Linked DNA regions of Homo sapiens: region 2 is linked to region 1. Evidence: chromatin loops called from intact Hi-C (ENCODE). Cell type or tissue: PC-9. All regions are shown on one strand. Links, peaks and the distances in the headings refer to the core of each region. The heading gives the core; the rest is flanking DNA. Region 1 has its middle 140 kb from the start of PHLDA1-AS1. Region 2 overlaps LOC105369844 (a long non-coding RNA gene).

Region 1 (8,779 bases), core at 1-8,000:
TTCGTCAACCAAAACCCTCATTTATATGAGTGCTTATTCCTTTTATAATTTCTTGAAAGAAGTTTTTTGACATCAGTGAAAATGAACACCCTCTCTGTTCACTATATCCAATAACCCATAGTATAACACTACCATCCTCAGACCTTTCCAAGTCTTCCTCTTTCACCTCTCAGCTCTCATTGAGCTAAACAATTTTGATTCTTCTTGATTTTTCTCCATAATTTGTTTTCCTACACCTTTGTCATTTTCTTCAGCCTTTGAATTATCCATCTTTAAGTAATATAATATGGAAACCTAATTTATTGTTTGAGTAGAAAATGTCCTTGTTCTCCCAATATGTTAGGAATTACTTTTTCACTCCAATGCAGGGAAATGTGGTGGTATTGTTTTGTTTTGTTTTGTTGTTTGTTTGTTTGTTTGTTTGTTTGTTTTGAGATGGAGTCTGGCTTTTGTCACTCAGGCTGGAGTGCAGTGGCGCGATCTCGGCTCACTGCAACCTCCGCCTCCCAGGTTCAAGCGATTCTCCTGCCTCAGCCTCCTGAGTAGCTGGGATTACAGGCGCGCCACCACGCCTGGCTAATTTTTTTGTATTTTTAGTAGAGACAGCGTTTCACCATGTTGGCCAGGCTGGTCTCGAACTACTGACCTCAGGTGATCCACATACCTCGGCTTCCCAAAGTGTTGGGATTACAGGCGTGAGACACCACGTCTGGCTGTTTTGTTTTAATTAACTATACCGAGCTACATTATTACCTTATAGTCAGCTTTTCATTTCACTATCTCCAACTCTATCTGGTGGCTCTAATCTATAATCAGTAGTTATCTATTCTCTATGTTTTATAGTTTCATTCTCCTCCAGATGTAAAATCCAATGACAGAACAAAGTTCTGGCCAGTAGGGTCTTGTTATGGGCTAAATTGTGTCCCCCCCAAAATTCACAGGCTGAAGTCCTAATCCCAAGTACAGTAGAATGTGCCTGTATTTGGAGATAAGGCCTTCAGTGAGGTAACTAAAGTTAAATAAAGTCCCAAGGGCAGGTCCAACCCAATATGACTGCTGTCCTTATAAGTGGAAGAAATTTGGACACAGACATGTACAGAAGGAAGATCATATAGGGACACACAGAGAAGACAGCCATCTACAAGCCAAAGAGAAAGGCCTCAGAAGAAACCAATCCTACTGACACTTTGATCTCAAACTTCTAGCCTCCAGGACCGTGAGAAAACAGATGCCTTGTTTAAGCCATCCAGTTTGTGGTACTTTGTTATTACAGCCCTAGAAAACAAACATAAGAAGAGACACCTCTCTCTTGGTTGTGACCTTCGAGGAGAAAATGACATTGCTGCCCTCCATATTCATTGCTGCTAGAAGGAGGAGTAAGGTGGAAAGCATGCCTCATTCCAGCACACACACAATATCAGTGGCTCACACAGTGTTCCACTATCACCACCCACATGCCCAGTCCCACTGATACAAGTGGACAGATTTAGGACTTTCACAAGAAGAAAAGCACATTTCTCAGTAAATTAAACTAGATCATCAATGTTTCACCCTTATTTTTTTCTTTATACTCAAAGAAATATTAACAGCCTAATAAATCTCAGGTAGGTAGCTAAATACCTAAAAATTTTCCAGAGAAAGAGTAAGACCAAATTTACTCTTGATGTCTTGCCCCTAATCTTAGCACCAGTGACTATTGTACTAGATGTTTCCTCAAAGTTTTTATTCCAGGGGTCCAGCTCAGTATACCCAAGGGAAAGCAGACTTGGGTATACTCTTTTCAGAGAAGTCTAACAGTTGAGCCTGGAACCAAGGCTAGAATTCCTAAGAAGAAAGGCTTACTCATCAGATTTTCACAAAACAGCTCAATGCTTTTCATTTTTCCATTTATTTTTCATTTTCATTTTCATTTTTCCATTCATTCACTTTTTCAGGAAATATTTATTGTGCATCTAGTGTGTGCAAGGTTCTGTAGTAAGGGCCAGAGGTATAAATGATGATAAAGCATCAACATAACAAAAAACCATAAGAATTGTCCCCCCAGAAAGCTAGAGCATGAGGATTTCTAAGAAAAGGGAAGAGTGAGAAATCACAGAAATCAAAAATTTAGGATTATGAGAGAAAAAACATTCCAAAGATCAGCTGCCCTATTTTTTCCAGGACATTTTATCAGTTCAGGAAATCAAAATAAAAATATCACATCATTTGAACAGATATTCAGATGTGATGGGCAAACTATAGTCGTGTGACAGCTCACAAAGAGAGATAAATATTTTCCTCTGCCTCCTTCCCTCTCTGACAAATATGCTGATCGGCTCCTTTGCAACTCCCCCAAATACATACTATTTACATTCATTGAAGACAGCCAAATCGTTTTACAAGTGTATTTCAGTGTTTTGAATCTTCTAACATCAGGCAATCCCTGTTACTTTCTTTGAAACAAGTTTCCACTATGCAGAGAGAATAAATAAACACACTCTGTGCTGTTAGCAGGTTCACTCTGTTGTCTGGGTTGCGGGGAATGGAGGTGGTGGCAGTGGCAGCACTGATGGCGATGGCCGGGCTCAACCCGAAGGGAACAGTGCTGCTTTTTCTTGCAGCCCTGGGAGAGAATCGCAGAGTGCTGCAGGAAGAGGGAAGATCCTGAACCCACTCAAGAGAGCGCCTCAAGGGCAATGGTGTTCTCTCTTCAGGCACGTGATCGGGAACAAAGGAATCTTTATTCATCTCTTTCTGCTGTACTGGTTTGCTTTATATTCCTTATAAGCAGCTGAAAAAGACCATGAGCAGCCCTTTCAATCAGCTGAGGAAGAGAGGAAAGGTTTCAGAAGAGAGAAGCTGTCAATTCTGAGAATGGTTTATTCACATTATAGAATAATCTTTCAAGAAAAGAACTCTACAGGACTGATCTTTTAATTATAGAGGGATAAATACATCTGTGAAATCTACCAATTTCACTTTGGATTAAATACTCTTACTAAAAGCCAGATATTCAGTAAACAAAGATCTCAATTTGGAAATGGCTTTTCTCCCTAATACGTGTCTTCTAGCTAACGTCCTACCCCATTCCACCCCCAAATTCTAGTTGCTATTTGAGAAACAAAAATACATAACCTATTAGAGATGGAGTTTGAGGGTCTTAGATATGTTTCATTTGCTACCAAGCAAGCTCTGGATTCTCAAAAATGTTGATCAATTATCTGTGAATAATTTTAAGATCACAGTGTCTTATAGGGAATATTTTTTGATTTATCAAAGAATCTCAACATATTTAATCCTATGCACAAATCACATCCCAGCTGTGGTTGAGAAATACAAGCAAGAATCACAGTTAGAGTCTTTGGTGTACCTTCACGGTGCCAAAGACAGGGTGGGCAAAGATACACACTCCATAAATATTTATTTACAGAAATGACATTGTTCATAATTCCAGAAATTCCACCAAAATTTTAAATTGCAATTTCTTCTAGTTCTTTTTGGATGTAAAACAAGCATAGAAACAGTGCCTGGCTCCTAGCTGGTTGTGTCTTTCCTGGCTCATTTTTTATGTAGTGCCTCTGACTAAAACAGCCCAGAAGCAATTCTCTTGTCCACAAACAAGGGAGCCAACAGCTTTCTGTGGCCCTTTTCCATCTCCCAGTATTCTGGATGAGTCAACCCTCTTCCTTGGGGGTTTCTGGAGACTTTTGCAAGTGCCCATTTCAGAAAATCCCATTTCCACTTGAAGTATTTATCCCAGAAAAAGAAAAGATTAAAGAAAAAGAAAACCCTGAGTTTTCTCAAAAACTATTTATTTGCCATTGATGTTCCCGCTTACGTTTTGTGGAAATCCTTCTCTAACTTGATATTTACACAATATTGTAACATCTCCTTTTTGTGTTATTTCTTAACTTTGAAATAAATGGAGATTCTTTAATAGATGACATTTAGACAGATGTCATTCCAACAGTAGGCTGATTCTTCCTATTACTTAGAAATTGTTTAAATTCTGAGGCATTCTCATTTATGTCTATTGGCATCAGTTAACCTGTGGTTCCAAAAGCTAGTGCCAAGTTTTGGTTCTTCCTGTTTGCAAAATCAACCTTTCCCCATGTCAGCTGTTCCTAGGGTGGAGGCGGTCACAGAGTTCCCAGCAACACTTCTTGTCAATGTACCCTGTGGCGAACATCTCTTCTGTTCCCTAGATCTCATCCCTAGATCATTGTCCATTCTTCTCAGATGCTTCCCTCAGCATTCAGGGCCCAGGCTCCAGGAATCAACATTGCTTCAAAATAATCTCATAACTAGCTTCTAGACCAGTTTTCAGCCAGTCTCTTTTTAAATCTTCTTCACAAAAATTTTGAGGCTAACCCATCCGATTTTAATCTAAGTAAGGAGAGGACAAAGATTATTTACTTGACCAAATTTTGGGCAAGCTCCTGAAACTTCTCCTAGGCTCATCTGTGTACTTTCTTATAAAGTCCAGTTTTAACAAAGAATCCTGCTGAGTCAGTTTAGCAAGCACTTCCACCCTTGATATCCGAGCACCCTCTGTATCTGGCTGGGTTCCTCCTCCTCCACCATCCCCCAGGTGATGTCTGCTTACCCTGGCCTGTCTTCAGTAAGAATCCTGTTAGGTCAGTTTAGCCAGAATCCTCCCTTGCCCCTGAAGTTTCCTCTTAGTAATTTTTTTTATCTAATGACCCCCACCGTGCTTCTTCCATATAAATTCCCACTTGCCCATGCCGTATTCTGAGTTGAGCCCAATCTCTCTCCCCCACTGCAGAATCTGATTGCAGTGATCTCTATACCTATTAAGATGGTCCTGAATAAAGTCTCCCTTCCTGTGTTTTAACAAGTATCATTGACTAGTTTTTTTCTTTAACAGAAAGGAAGAGATGGTATCAAGACATTTTCTCTTTATTATGGGTAGGTATGATATCACCTGTGGTAACTTTCATTTGTTCTGTACTTCCATAAAGCTAAGGAGCTTGGCTGAATAGGCTCAGCAGCCAGCTCTGGGCCCACACAGTCCTCTGTTCATAGAGGGGAAAGTGTCAGCTCACAGTTCTTCACTCATTCTCTCCATTCTACTTTGTCATTCCTCTGCTGTTACACTGACCTGCTGCCAGGTAAATGAAACTGACTTTTTTATTTTTATTTTTTGAGACAGAGTCTCACTCTGTCACCCAGGCTGGAGTGCAAGTGGCATGATCATAGCTCACTGCAGCCTAGTACTCCTGGGCTCAAGTGATCCTCCCACCTAGCCTTCCAAAAACCTCCACAGGTGCACACCACTACATTCGGCTTTTTTTGTTTTGTTTTGTTTTGTACACAGGGGGTTTCCCTTGTTGCCCAGGCTAGTCTCCAACTCCAACTCCTGGGCTCAAGCAATCCTCCTACCTTAGCCTCCCAAAGTGCTGGGATTACAGGCGTGAGCCACCACATCCAGCCATAAACTCTGACCTCTTGGGCAGATGGAATTTCCCTCAAACATAGTAGATTCCCCTGGCATAGGGTAGAGGGGGGATCCTTGAGAAAAACTGGATCATATTCTGCATGGCATATATTTCAAATATTATATTCTTACACTGTATTGTATATATTAGTTTGTAATTCTGTTTTCCCCTCTAAAGTGTCAACTTCATCAGGGGATGTTACCTCCTTAAAGGAAAAAGTATATTTTATTTATCATGGTTTTCTCAGTGCCTTACACATTGTAGATGCTCAATAAGTAATTGTCCATCTTCATGTACTGTTGTTCTTTTACACGGTCCTCAGGAACTCAGCAGAGGGGACTTGAGACAAAGGAAAGGAGCTTAATGGACCTCCCTCACAGGAATAACATTTAATAAAATAAGACAATAGGAGAGTAGGCCTGGGAACCATAAAGAAAGAAACCCCTAAAACAAGATTCAGGGAGGGGAACTATAGAAAAGAGGGAACAACCAAGGGCCATGTGTCAGCAATAAGAGATAAATATCTTAGAAAGTACTGATCTAAGACAAGCCCAGATCCCCCAAGTGCCATTTCAGAGCTTAAAGCAACTGCAAAAGACGAGGAACGGACTTTATCAGTAAGGGTCATGTTCCTCACCTCACTCCCACATTACACCCTACACACATCTCCCTCACTCCACAGGGACTTGATGAATATCATCTGTCAGCCTCCTTCCTTTCCTGGTTTCTCAATGAGCCTGTTTCCCTTCTCTTCCTTTATAAACCCCCCCCCGCCACATGCATTCTTTGATCTTGATAGGGCCTTATCTATCCCATATCCTCTGAAAGATAACCAGCTACTCAGAATGGCCTCTTCCTCACCACTGTCAGTTCCACCCCCGGCCACCTTGGCAGCAGTTCCAATCTTGCTTCACCTTACTCGCCACAGGCATTTAAGCACACCCAATGGGCCTAATCTTTACTGACCAGCAATGCCTGAGTAACTGATTTGAATAACCTAGATTTTTTTCTCTCTGGCCTGTAAAGAATTTCATGGAAAACCCACAGGCCTCTGCTGCTGGCTGCCATGATGAATAGCCATGTTTATTTTTCTGGTGTCTCTGTCTGTTTCTATTACACTGATGTGCTGTGTCCTGGTATCTCTACCTCTATTACATGGATGCACTGTGTTCTGGGAGTCTGACAAAATAAAAATATAACAATAACAACAACAGAAACCCTGCAAAATCTGGAGGATATCTTAAAATGACAGCCATCGTTGTCAGGACTATAGCATAGAAGGAGAGAGCTTGGGCATCTACCAATCTTGGATTTGAATCTTAGCTCTATTATAAGACTTTTTGCAAATTACTGAATCTCGCTGAGCCTTAGTTTTTTTAATCTGTAAAAGAGGACAAGAATACCACCTTCCTCGCAGGGTTACTGTGTACTTTTAACCATTCTGCCCACTACACAACTGCAATCCAAAAACATTGCACTTGGTTCCTCCTTCACTTATTTCCAAGAGATCCATGAGATCCCTGGTATCACAGAGTGAACCATGCTAGCCTAAAGGAGATACCATCCGAGTTCTGTTCATTATTTTTAACTATATTTAAGTGTATTTGATTCTTCAACAACTAGAGCCTAATTTTTTTGTATTCAATGGAATTTTTTTCAGGAAAAGAATCTGCACTAATTTATATGACTGATATACAGAGTAAACATAAAGGTTCACGAAGCCAGTGGTTCACAAACTGAGGACTACACATACCCTGGAGGCCTCAAGGAACACAAATTCATGCACTCGTTACGATTCATGTGAGGACTGAGTGAACAATGCTATGTAAACACACACAGATATATCCACATATATTCATATATATGCAACATTGCTGTTTCAAATATAGGTTGTTTATATAGAGGCTATTAATAAAATATATTTTAAAGTGTTATTTAATTTATAAAAGCTTTTATCATTGCCTATTTTCTCAGCCAACATTTGCTATTATAACACGTTGTGGTTCTACATTTTAATATTAATATTAATAATTAAATTGTGACACTGTTATTACTAGTAATGTCTATTATTAATTGTTAATAATAATAGCCAACATTTATTATGTGCCAGGCACTGTTCTAATGACTTAACATACATTATGTACTCACATACTCATTAAATCCTCACATGATCCTATACAGTAGACCTATTATCATTTCTAATTTATGTATTAGGAAACGGAGGCACAGAGAGGTGATGTTAACTTGCCACAGAGCTGGTAAGTGGCAGAGCTGGGATTCAAGCTCAGATATCTGGTTCCAGAGTCCAAGCCCTCTGTTTTCACATTTAATCAGTGGAGAACTCAGGTTTGCAATCATATATTGGTGTCACTGTTTTTAACCAAAAAATTATTTGTGACCTTGACGTTGATTTTATTTTCTATGAAAATGAGCATATTTCTAAGAAGATACAAACTTTGATATATGTGTGTACACTGGCATATATACAACCAGACGTACAACCAGGAAATCTGTGATAACTAAATTCAAACAAAATAATAATAGCTGAACAATGAGAACACAGGGACACAGGGAGGGAACAACATACACTAGGGCCTGTTGTGGGGGTGGGGGAAGGGAGAGCATCAGGATAAATAGCTAATGCATGCGGGGCTTAACTCCTATGTGATGAGTTGATAGGTACAGCAAACCACCATGGCACACATTTACCTATGTAACAAACATGCATGTCTTGCACATGTATCCCAGAACTTAAAATAAAATTAAATAATAATAATAATAAAAACAGTTCATGCTGGCTGGTCTGCCTACATATGCTCCAATCCAAGTAAGTCACATGGGCCAGAGTAAGTTTCCATTAATGGCATTTCCTTTGATTCTCATTTTGTCACCATCTTGCTGCTTTCACTTTTCTCTGCCTCTGTTAGGTAATTGGCTTTCCAATATTGAGCTATTTGATCCAATATTGAGCTATTTCCTAAATTGGGAGGTAACAACAACAGAAGCAACAACTACTGAGGAAGTTAAATGCAATAAAAATAGAATGACACATTTCAACTTTTCACCTCTCCACTTGAGATACATGAACAGTCACACTCACCTTCCATTTAGTTGATTGAACTTTCGAGAACATTCATTGACTCTCTGCCATGTGCCAGAAATTATGTTTGGAGCTGTAAATATGTGAATAGAACTAACAATGCACCAATACAGCACTGTCTAAAAGATTCCAGGCAGGCCATTCACTCAACTTATAACTGTATTGCAAGATAGAATGTCATCAATACCATTCACGGGACAAAATTCTATATGAGAATTGTCATTCTGAACAAGAAGCGGTA
Region 2 (9,592 bases), core at 950-8,949, 66 kb before region 1:
TAACAGCTTGAACTCCTGGAGCACTCAATTAACTGTAGCATCTGTTAAAAATGAAAAAAGACATCACAAAATTGAAGGTAACACCCCTATCTCCTAGGGAAAAAAAAAATGAGAGTTGCTCAACCTTTAGAGATTTATGTTGGGGTGTAACTTATAGCTCATGGGTTAAGAGTGACTTGTGTGGCCCCTTGGATAAGGAATTTAATCTCTGGGCTAACCACTCAGTTTCTTTGTCATTTGAGAGGAAAGAAAGAGAAAAGTCAATGGACCCTTGGAGAATAAAGATAGAAGATTAGACACCAAATGAAAAACTATGACCTTGTATTCAGCCCTCATCTCACGACTTTGAATCTTACCCCAAAATCACCTTTTGAATAACAGGGAAGGTAACTGGAGAGAGAGATAATATGAAAAGGACTGAGAAATGCTAACAAGGGTACATAATTTTCATCACTCCCAAATGACAAGCTCATGTGCCAGGACATGGGCTTTAATTCTACTTATACAAAAGCCTGAGTTCCAATACTTAATATCTTCCGATAATTACTTGGCCAGTAATCCACATCAAATCCCCACACTCCAATGATTCATTTTGAAAAGCTCCTAAACAAGCACCAACTCGGCAATCTTCCACCCTGATTCTCTTGGATGGCGAAAAGAAAATACTTCAGAGTTGCTCACCACTGGGCGGCACTTGGAGTGAGGTCATGTTTGGAAACAGGAGACGAACCAATAGCAAAGATTAATGGGGCTTTGGAAAAGCAAGTTTAAACAATATGTTCATGAATCGGGGGTAAATGTAAACCAATCAAAAAGGGAAAATATGTATCCATCTTTTACGCTTATATTTTTGGCCACCCTGTCGAACAGCTGCATCTTGCTGCCTTATTGGCTATCCCAGGCCAAGGATAGTTTACAAGCTGAAGTCACAGGCTCAGCTGGGGAACTGAGTTGCGGCGGGGGTGGGGGGGGGAATTAGGTCAAGGAGGATTCAGTGCTAAAGGAGGACTGTGATTTGCAATGGTTTTTTAAAATCCCATAACTGCTCTCTTACTAAACAGGTTTTTAGTGGTGTCATAACTGACATGGCCATTTTCCTAAGTTATTGCCTCATTGGAATTTCAGTAAATAGTGCTAGTCTTCCCCATGATCATGGCAAGAGAAAGGTAGGTAGAAAAAGACAAGCATCTCCAGAAGTGATAAGCAACCCAAATCTTATGATACAAGTGATTCATCCTAAGAGCCAGAGTCAAGATAAATGCTAAGAAAGCTGATCTGTGTTGCCACTTCTCACATACATCCGCAGACTAACATTCGAGGTTGAAAATCAACATAAATGTTCTTACTCACCTTCTTCTATTCAACAAGGCAGATATTTCAATTGCCTATAATTCCCCACTATGGAACTCATTACAACTAGTGCCATTTTGAATAAAGGAAAAGTTAATCTGTAAATTTTTTTATTTTTGATACAGGGAAAGTATGGTAATTTGTAATGTTTTATAGGGTTTCGTGCCTTGTATACTTAAAGAGGAAAAATCACAAAAAGCCCTATCTATTGTATGCTTAGTGTCTAGAAGAACTTTTGTCAAATCTCCAAGTCAGTATAAAAATAATTTTTTTTACCTTAACAACTGATAGTCTAAGACCAAGTCCAAAGCTGTGGGAAAGGACACAGAGGCAGATCATTTCTCCTAGTCCAAGCCATGTGTAAATAAAGGAGGCAATCACATTTGGGGAATCAATCAGGGTGCAACTTGATCTGCAATCTCATAACTGCCCCATAAGGCTGCATTATCAGTCACCAGAGAGTGGTCTATTCTCTGTTAAAGACAGATGCTAGAGAAGAAGCAAGACCCCATTGCAATCCACACTCCATGTCACAGACTGGAAAGATGGACACAAAGCAGGGATCAAAACCCAGCCAGATCATCTGAAGATATCCAAAGAGATTCCTACTGGACATCAACCTCTAGATCATAAGAGAGAAACCCCAGGTGTCCTGATGACCCAGGTAGAAAGGAAGGTGACCCTTTCACATTCTTGCGTAGAACAGAGTAACTTATTGTAGGGGTCTACGAGGCAAGCGTGTCATGAAATTCCACATCCCTCTGTCTAGCACTCTGCATTTCTAGGCACCTAGCTCCACCTAGGCCTAGGAGACACACTGAGAAACTTGTAAGGACACATTTGAGACTTCTAGGATTGGCTGCCATTGGGCAAACATCCCACGTAGATGTCTCTGGGACTGGAGGAAATGACTGGCTCAAGTCCAATCCAAGTTATGGCTCCAGCCAAAGATTCTGGGGTGAGAGATGGGCTGGAATGCCAGGGCAAACAGGAATACTTAGAAGGGAATGAGACAGAAAGCTGAATGTATCTGTCATGTCTGGCAGCATGACATGGAGTATGGCAGGCATGTGTAAGGAGCAGACTGAGGAAGGAGCAAGGGTGGAGCAGACACGAAGATGAGAGCAAGGCTGTCTCTAGGCTTTCTCTGATAAATCTGCAGCAGCAAGAGCCTATAAGTGTCAGGGCTAGTTCACGACCACAATCCAGATGGGCTCTGAAACAGGTTTGAGCTGGGGTGGTTAGTAAAGGGCAGTAAATTCAGCTGGAAATACAAAGAAAATGGAACAAATGTCCTCTTTTATTTTAAATCTAATGACATAAAGTTCAAAGACAAATTTATAAAATTGATCATTTATTTAGCACACTCCATACACCAGATATTCTGCTAAGCTCACAACTTCATTCGATTATCCAACCGTCTCACCAGACAGATATGAAGACATTTTACAGAGAAGATGCTTATAGGGAGAAGCTCAAAGAGGTTAAGTAATTCCCTCTTCTTCCCTCTCCCCAAAATACTACCATATCTCTGTCTTCAAAGTCTGCCCAATGCCATAACACTGGTTTTCCTCATCAAGATATGACCTCCAGTTTTAATCTTTCCAATATTAACCTTTCTATTATCTGGCCACGTAATGCTGGAAAGGTCATTAAACTTCTTGAGGCCCCGGTTTCTTCATTTTTGCCAGAAAAAGATAGAACTCCATGATCTCCAAGATCTCCTCTGAAACTTGGGGTATCCAGCTCAGGCTTTGTCTCCACAATGTGATATTAGAAACACAGGGACACCTCAGGCTTGGGATGGGAAGGAACATTAACTACTAAAGAACCGTGGATAATTAAAAATCATCCACAAGCAATATGGAGTTCCTCATGTTCAACGATTAAGTGAATGAAGTTTGCATGTCCAGCAAAAACCCTACCCTGCTCTGCAATAAAATGTCCACCCAAGGGAGAAAGGAAAATCACATGATTTATAAATTGCCAGAAAAGGCATTCCTCTCATATTTCTTTAAAGTGTCCTGGTGTTATAATTAAGGAACTCAGTGGGGTGCCTCTGTTCACTATTAACCAAATGAATTCTGATGTGCTTGGATCAGGAAATGTGTGGTTTCACCACATTTCTGATTTTTAGTGTCCCTACTCTTCCCTCTTGATATTTCAAATCAACTGTGGCTTCCCTCAGCTTAGCTTTGATTATCCAATTTGAGCCTACTTGGTGAGCTCTTTATGAATAACCAACCAACTGCTCTGAATATGATTTTCCTTACCTAGAAAATAACCCTTCATATGCATATCTCTCCTTGTGTCCCTGAAAACCGAAAAGGATAAAAAGGGCATGCAATTCTGCATAAAGGGCTTGAGATTGAGCCAAGAAAATCAACTGATTGTAGGGCTTACAATAAGCCATGGCAACAATGAAATATTTTGAAATTTTCTTCTCTAAATTCTAAATAATTCGCCCAGGATGATCTAACTATATTGAAAAGAGCACTGAGTTTAGAATCAAATAGACCTGAGGGCAAATCTCAGCTCTGCAATTTACTAATATTTGACCCTGACCCTGAATGATCTATGGAATCACACCAAACCTCAAATTATTCATATGATAAGTGTCATCATTAATAGCCATTTCACCAAATTGTTGTGAAAATGCAATTAGTTTACTTGTGTTAAATCTTAGCATGATTCTGGTATAATCTTCCTTGTAAAAGTAACAGCCACCCTATATTAGATACCCAATATATGCCAGGCTCTGGGCTAAGAACTTCACATACATTAACTTCAGAGGTCACATCTAAACAACCCTGCAAGGAGAACCCTGTGTTATTAACTGTCTCTGAGAAGAGGAGATTGAGGTACAAAGAAGCAAAGCAACTGGTCCAAAGTCCCCCTGCCAGGCAAACAACCTTGGGATGGCTACTGCATCTTGTTATTTTTACAGGCATCAGCATAGATGTGAATCAGAAATGTGTGCTTTGAAATCTTCACTCTTCTGAAAAAATAATGAACCCAATTCAGAGAAAAAGTTCTCACCAATGAAGAAATAAAATTTTTGTAATGATATATACTTCAGGGAAGGAAGAAGGAAAACTCCACTTCATACACTTCCAGCTAAGTGGTACTTTGGCAGATAGTTTGACAGGGAGACAGTTAAAGGGATAAAAAGAGGCTCAACCATGGACTGTTGCCATGGGCATTCGGCTGGTACCCTGTGGTTACCCACATTTGCCTGGATCCATGCTTCTGCACTGGCCCAATCATGGGGCAGGTGGACTGCCTTTGCTTTTATGGGAAGCTTAGGAACTGTAGTTCCTAAGAGACATGTAGTTCCTCATGAGACAATCTTTGAAGACAACTTGGTGATCAGGAAGGAAAAATACTTTACTCATTGATATTTGAAATAGCCATAGTGCTTTCATGAGCTGAAAGCGATCTCAAGTAGGCAAGTTCACAGGTTTCTAGAGTTATCAGGCTTTCCACAGCTTTCAGAACATTAGATTCAACACTAAAACAATCTCACATAAAAATTTCTTTTGAAAACTTGAGGTCAATGAACTCCACTATGCCTCATATTCATGTCACCTTCAGTCACTGTCCTAAAGATAAGCCCCTGCAGTCATCTATTCTGTCCTTAACCACTAACACTAAACTAATATTTGGATCAGGGAGAAGCAAATGCCCACATCCCTTATTCACTCCTCAATCTTTCTGCTGTCTCCTCTAGAACTCCATTTCCTGATTATCAAAGTTTAGTGCATTTTCAACTTCCAGAAAGAAATCTTCCACCACTTCTTTGCTGAACCCAAACCTGGACCTCCCTCTGGGTGATCTTCTCTTCTACAGCCCTGTCTAGGTGCAGCTTTGGGTCTCTCAAGCCTCATTTGACATGGGGCTTGGAAGTGAAACAGTATTCTCATAGTTCTCTGTGCACTCTCAAATTCTTCTTCCCTTAATGAACAACCCCTGCACTCTGCAAGCTTATGCCTTCTAGTACACAATCCTAAATGCCTTTCTCTCACTACCATCAACCAACTCTCTCACATTCATCCCCAAATATTAAGAAGCCCCTGAGTCACACTGTCCTTTCCACCCCTAGTCTTACCATCATCCTGGGTGAATTCTGAGTCCGTGCACATACCCCATAAAATGCCTTGCCCCACAGTTCCTGGGCCTCCTCATTCCAATAACCTTCAATTCTACTCAAATTTTATTACCCACATGCATAACCACACCCTGAAGCTTGTCATCCCACAGAATTGCTTTACTAACGAAAATTTAATCTCTAATAAACCACAGCCTGACCACACAACCTACTTAAATTTCCTATTCTCTGTTAATTCCTTTAAACTTGTTTTTCAACTTCATTAAAAAAAAATGCTCTGACTCACTGCCCCGTGCTCCCATTTTCCCCAGTATGTGCCTTCCTGTCTTCACTTTCCTTCCCATCACGGCTTAAACCATCTCTTTAATCATTCACTTATGAATGATTTGAATTTTCTTGCTCCCTTTTGCTTCCTCCAAATGAGTCCACTACAATCCTGAATTTTTATCATTCCCACATCGGTCTTTCCCCCGATTCTACACTCAGGCAATGCAGGGAGAGAATTGTACAACATGCTTCTACAAATCCATGATCTGTATCCCTAGATATTACCACAATGATTTTCCTATATATCAATTGTTCCTTAACACCATCATTTCCTACGAAGGTTGCTTCAAATCTTTACTATATTCGAGTTACCCATCCCCTTATTCACAATAGATATCCTTACCTCAGTCTTCACCAAGAAAACAGAGCAATCAGGTAAAAATTCCCTTAACTTCCCATCCCTCTCCTCCCTCTACTCATACAACCGTGTCTTCATCAGCATCTTTTCTTACCTCCTTCCTACCCATCCCAGAGACAGCATCCTTTCTCTTATCTAAAACCAATACTCCAGCCCTAATCCCTTTGCCCCTTTTCTACTACTGGCCACCTGGGTTGTTGATGGAGCAGCTGGGAATGGGATGTGGGTACTCTGGCTTTAAGGTTTGGCACATTCTTATGAGCACATTTCAGCAGCACCAAAATTTCAAGAGAACTCACACTCGGGTATAAAGAAATGCAGAAATACCTTTGGTTATTGATCAGAAGAGTTCACAGAATAATGTTTGGTTCCCAGAGTGTTTGCTGTTCCAACATCAGGATGTGACCTGTATTAGTCTGTTCTCTCATTGCTGATAAAGACATACCCAAGACTGGGTAATTTATAAAGAAAAAGAGGTATAATGATCTCACCATTCCACGTGGCTGGGGAGGCCTCACAATCATGGTGGAAGGTGAAAGGCATGTCTTACATGGCAGCAGGCAAGAGAGAATGAGAACTAAGAGAAAGGGGAAACCCCGTATAAAGCCATCAGATCTCGAGAGATTTATTCACTACCATGAGAACAGTATGGGGGAAACCACCCCCATGATTCAATTATCTCCCACTGGGTCCCTCCCACAACTCATGGGAATTATGGGAGCTACAATTCAAGTTGAGATTTGTCTGGGGACACAGCCAAAACATATCATGACCCGTGATCCAGGATGTGATCACAGATGTGACATCTTACGGTCAAATTACCCATTTCCAAGTGCTTCTGAGATTGGAATGTATAGTTGGTCTCATAGAGAGAGACATAATTGCAAAGGGCCACTTTGGACATTACATAAACACTAGGAACTCACTATTTCTGGTGCCCCTTTCATTTATCCATCCCACTATCTGAATGGGGTGTGTGCTCATCGAGTTTGAATCAGTCCCATTGGCAGGTGACTCTAAGCCACTACTGCTGCAGTTGGCCTTCCCCATGTCAAATCATAAAGACTTTAGATCAGATGTCCTTCACTGACCCACAATCAGGACCAGGATATTTAGGTTTGTTTTCTTTGGTGCACATGGGCCTAAGACAGAGTCACTTTCAGCAGCTTCAGTTACTTGGGGCTCCTTTTCTCAAAAAACACTAAGGATGTGGAAGGATGCAGAGTGATGATAAATATAGATAATTATAAAAGCTGCAGAATGGAGAGTTGCTTTGTATATAAATATTCACACTTTTAAAGCCCATTTTTTAAGTTACCATATGCTTTGTTTACTGCTACTGTCATTTTTACTCCTTTATGCCAGCTAGACTGATACCACACATTTTCTGTAAACACACACAATTTGATATATCATGATTTCTGTGGTTGTGATAGTTTTGCAATTACCCAACTGATCCTGGCTCTGGATGATTTTCTTTAAGCACTAAACACCACCTTAAAGGAGAAAAAAAGCATAGAAATAGAGTTGGCTTTTCTAAATCCTCACCACTTAATTTTAGTTGTTCTCACAAATAAAAGTACAAAAAGTCTGACAGCTTTTCCCATATTATAACATGACAAACATGGACTTTTTAATGGGGTCTTTTTTTTCTTGTAAATTTATTAATTTCCCTATAGATGCTGGATATTAGAACCTTCATAGATGCTTATGATTATATTTTTGGCTTTACAGAATTCCACAGACATTGTAAGTAGAGCACATATTATTAAAACATATTATCTTTCTTTAGAACATTTAGTAATCTTTGAATTAATTAATGAGATTTTGTTTCATGGTACACTTAAATCCCCTCACCCAAAATAATATCAACAAGATCTTAGCACACTTGGCACACTTAAACCTCCCATCCAAAATAATATCAATAAGAACTATCATTCATTGCATGCTTATTATTATTAAGCTGTCTGTTAAGCATCGTAGTTTTTTTTTTTCTAACTATATGAAATGGCTTTATTAGTTCCATTTTTACTGAAGAGGAAACTGAAGCTAATAGAGATCAAACACCTTTTCTAATTTCACAATTAGTAAATGGTGGTGCTGAACTTGAAGCAAAGCCTAATTCCAGAGCTGAAGTTTGAGCTTTTAATAATAAAGCATATTTTACCTCCCCAAACATACCTATCTTACATATGAGTCTTTTTGCTTCTTGCTCTTTCTGCTGCTTGGAGGGGTTTAAAATGAAGTAGTCTTTCTGCTGTTATCAAGCAATTAACTTATAAGCAATTTTATGCACAAAAAACAGCTAAATTCTAAAACAAATCTTCAAGTATTTTTTAACTTTTATTTTAGGTTCAGGGTACGCATGCAGGTTTGTTATAGAGGTAAACTCATGTCACAGGGATTTGTTGTACAGATTATTTCATCACCCAGGTACTAAGCCTAGTACTCATTAGTTATTTTTTCTGATCTTCTCCCTCCTCCCACCCTCTACCTTCCACCCTCAAGTAGACCCCAGTGTCTGTTGTGTCCATGTGTTCTCATCATTTAGCTCCCACTTATAAGTGAGAATATGTGGTATCTGGCTTTTTGTTCCTGCATTAGTTTGCTAAGGATGATGGCCTCCAGCTCCAACCATGTTCCTGCAAAAGACATGATCTCATTCTTTTTTATGGCCGTGTAGTATTCCATGGTATATATGTACCACATTTTCTTTACCCAGTCTAGCACTGATGGGCATTTAGGTTGATTCTGGGTCTTTGCTATTGTGAATAATGCTTCAATGAACATACGCATGTATGTGTCTTTATGGTAGAACGATTTATATTCCTCTGGGTATCTACCCAGTAATGGGATTGCTGGGTTGAATGGTAGTTCTGTTTTTAGCTCTTTGAGGAAAAAGCCACACTGTTTTCCACAGTGGTTGAGCTAATTTACACTCCCATCAACAGTGTATAAGTGTTCCCTTTTCTCTGCAACCTTACCAGCACTTTTTTTTTTTTTTACTTTTTAATAATAGCCATTCTGATTGGTGTGAGATGGCATCTTATTGTGGTTTTGATTTGCATTTGCTCCAATGGTCAGTGATATTGAGCTTTTTTCAGACACTTCTTGTCCACATTCATGTCTTCTTCGGAAAAGAGCCTGTTCATGTCCTTTGGCCACTTTTTAATGGGGTCATTTGTTTTTTCCTTGTAAATTTATTAATTTCCTTATAGATGCTAGATATTAGAACTTCATCAGGTGCATAGTTTGCAATCATTTTTTCCCATTCTGTAGGTTGTCTGTTTATTGATAATTTATTTTGCTGTGTAAAAGCTCTTAAGTTAAAAACTCTCAATAAACTAGGTATTGAAGGAACATATCTCAAAATAATAAGAGCTGTCTATGAAAAACCCACAGCCAACATCATACTAATTGGGCAAAATCTAGAAGCATTCCCCATGAAA

What was found. A loop is a pair of places that touch in the nucleus more often than their neighbours do. Peaks named below come from ENCODE experiments on the same cell type or tissue, not always from the same donor. Only the 100,000 strongest peaks of a DNase experiment are listed, where the experiment ranks them.
Region 2: a loop joins it to region 1, with 2.7 times the contacts of the local background. A loop is called at or near these places in 2 of 110 quality-filtered maps.

The regions. Positions count from the first base shown.
Region 1 is chr12:75,886,759-75,895,537 of GRCh38, forward strand. No RefSeq gene overlaps it. Among named protein-coding and RNA genes, the nearest start is that of PHLDA1-AS1, 140 kb to the right of the region's middle. RefSeq lists a silencer at 1,251-1,545. In PC-9, for the core only: no CTCF peak of the experiment used is centred there; DNase peaks (open chromatin) are centred at 4,553 and 6,343; H3K27ac peaks cover 2,126 bases.
Region 2 is chr12:75,820,265-75,829,856 of GRCh38, forward strand. All of the region lies in intron 1 of LOC105369844 (a long non-coding RNA gene), which reads right to left. Among named protein-coding and RNA genes, the nearest start is that of PHLDA1-AS1, 210 kb to the right of the region's middle. In PC-9, for the core only: no CTCF peak of the experiment used is centred there; a DNase peak (open chromatin) is centred at 5,627; H3K4me3 peaks cover 663 bases; H3K27ac peaks cover 3,364 bases.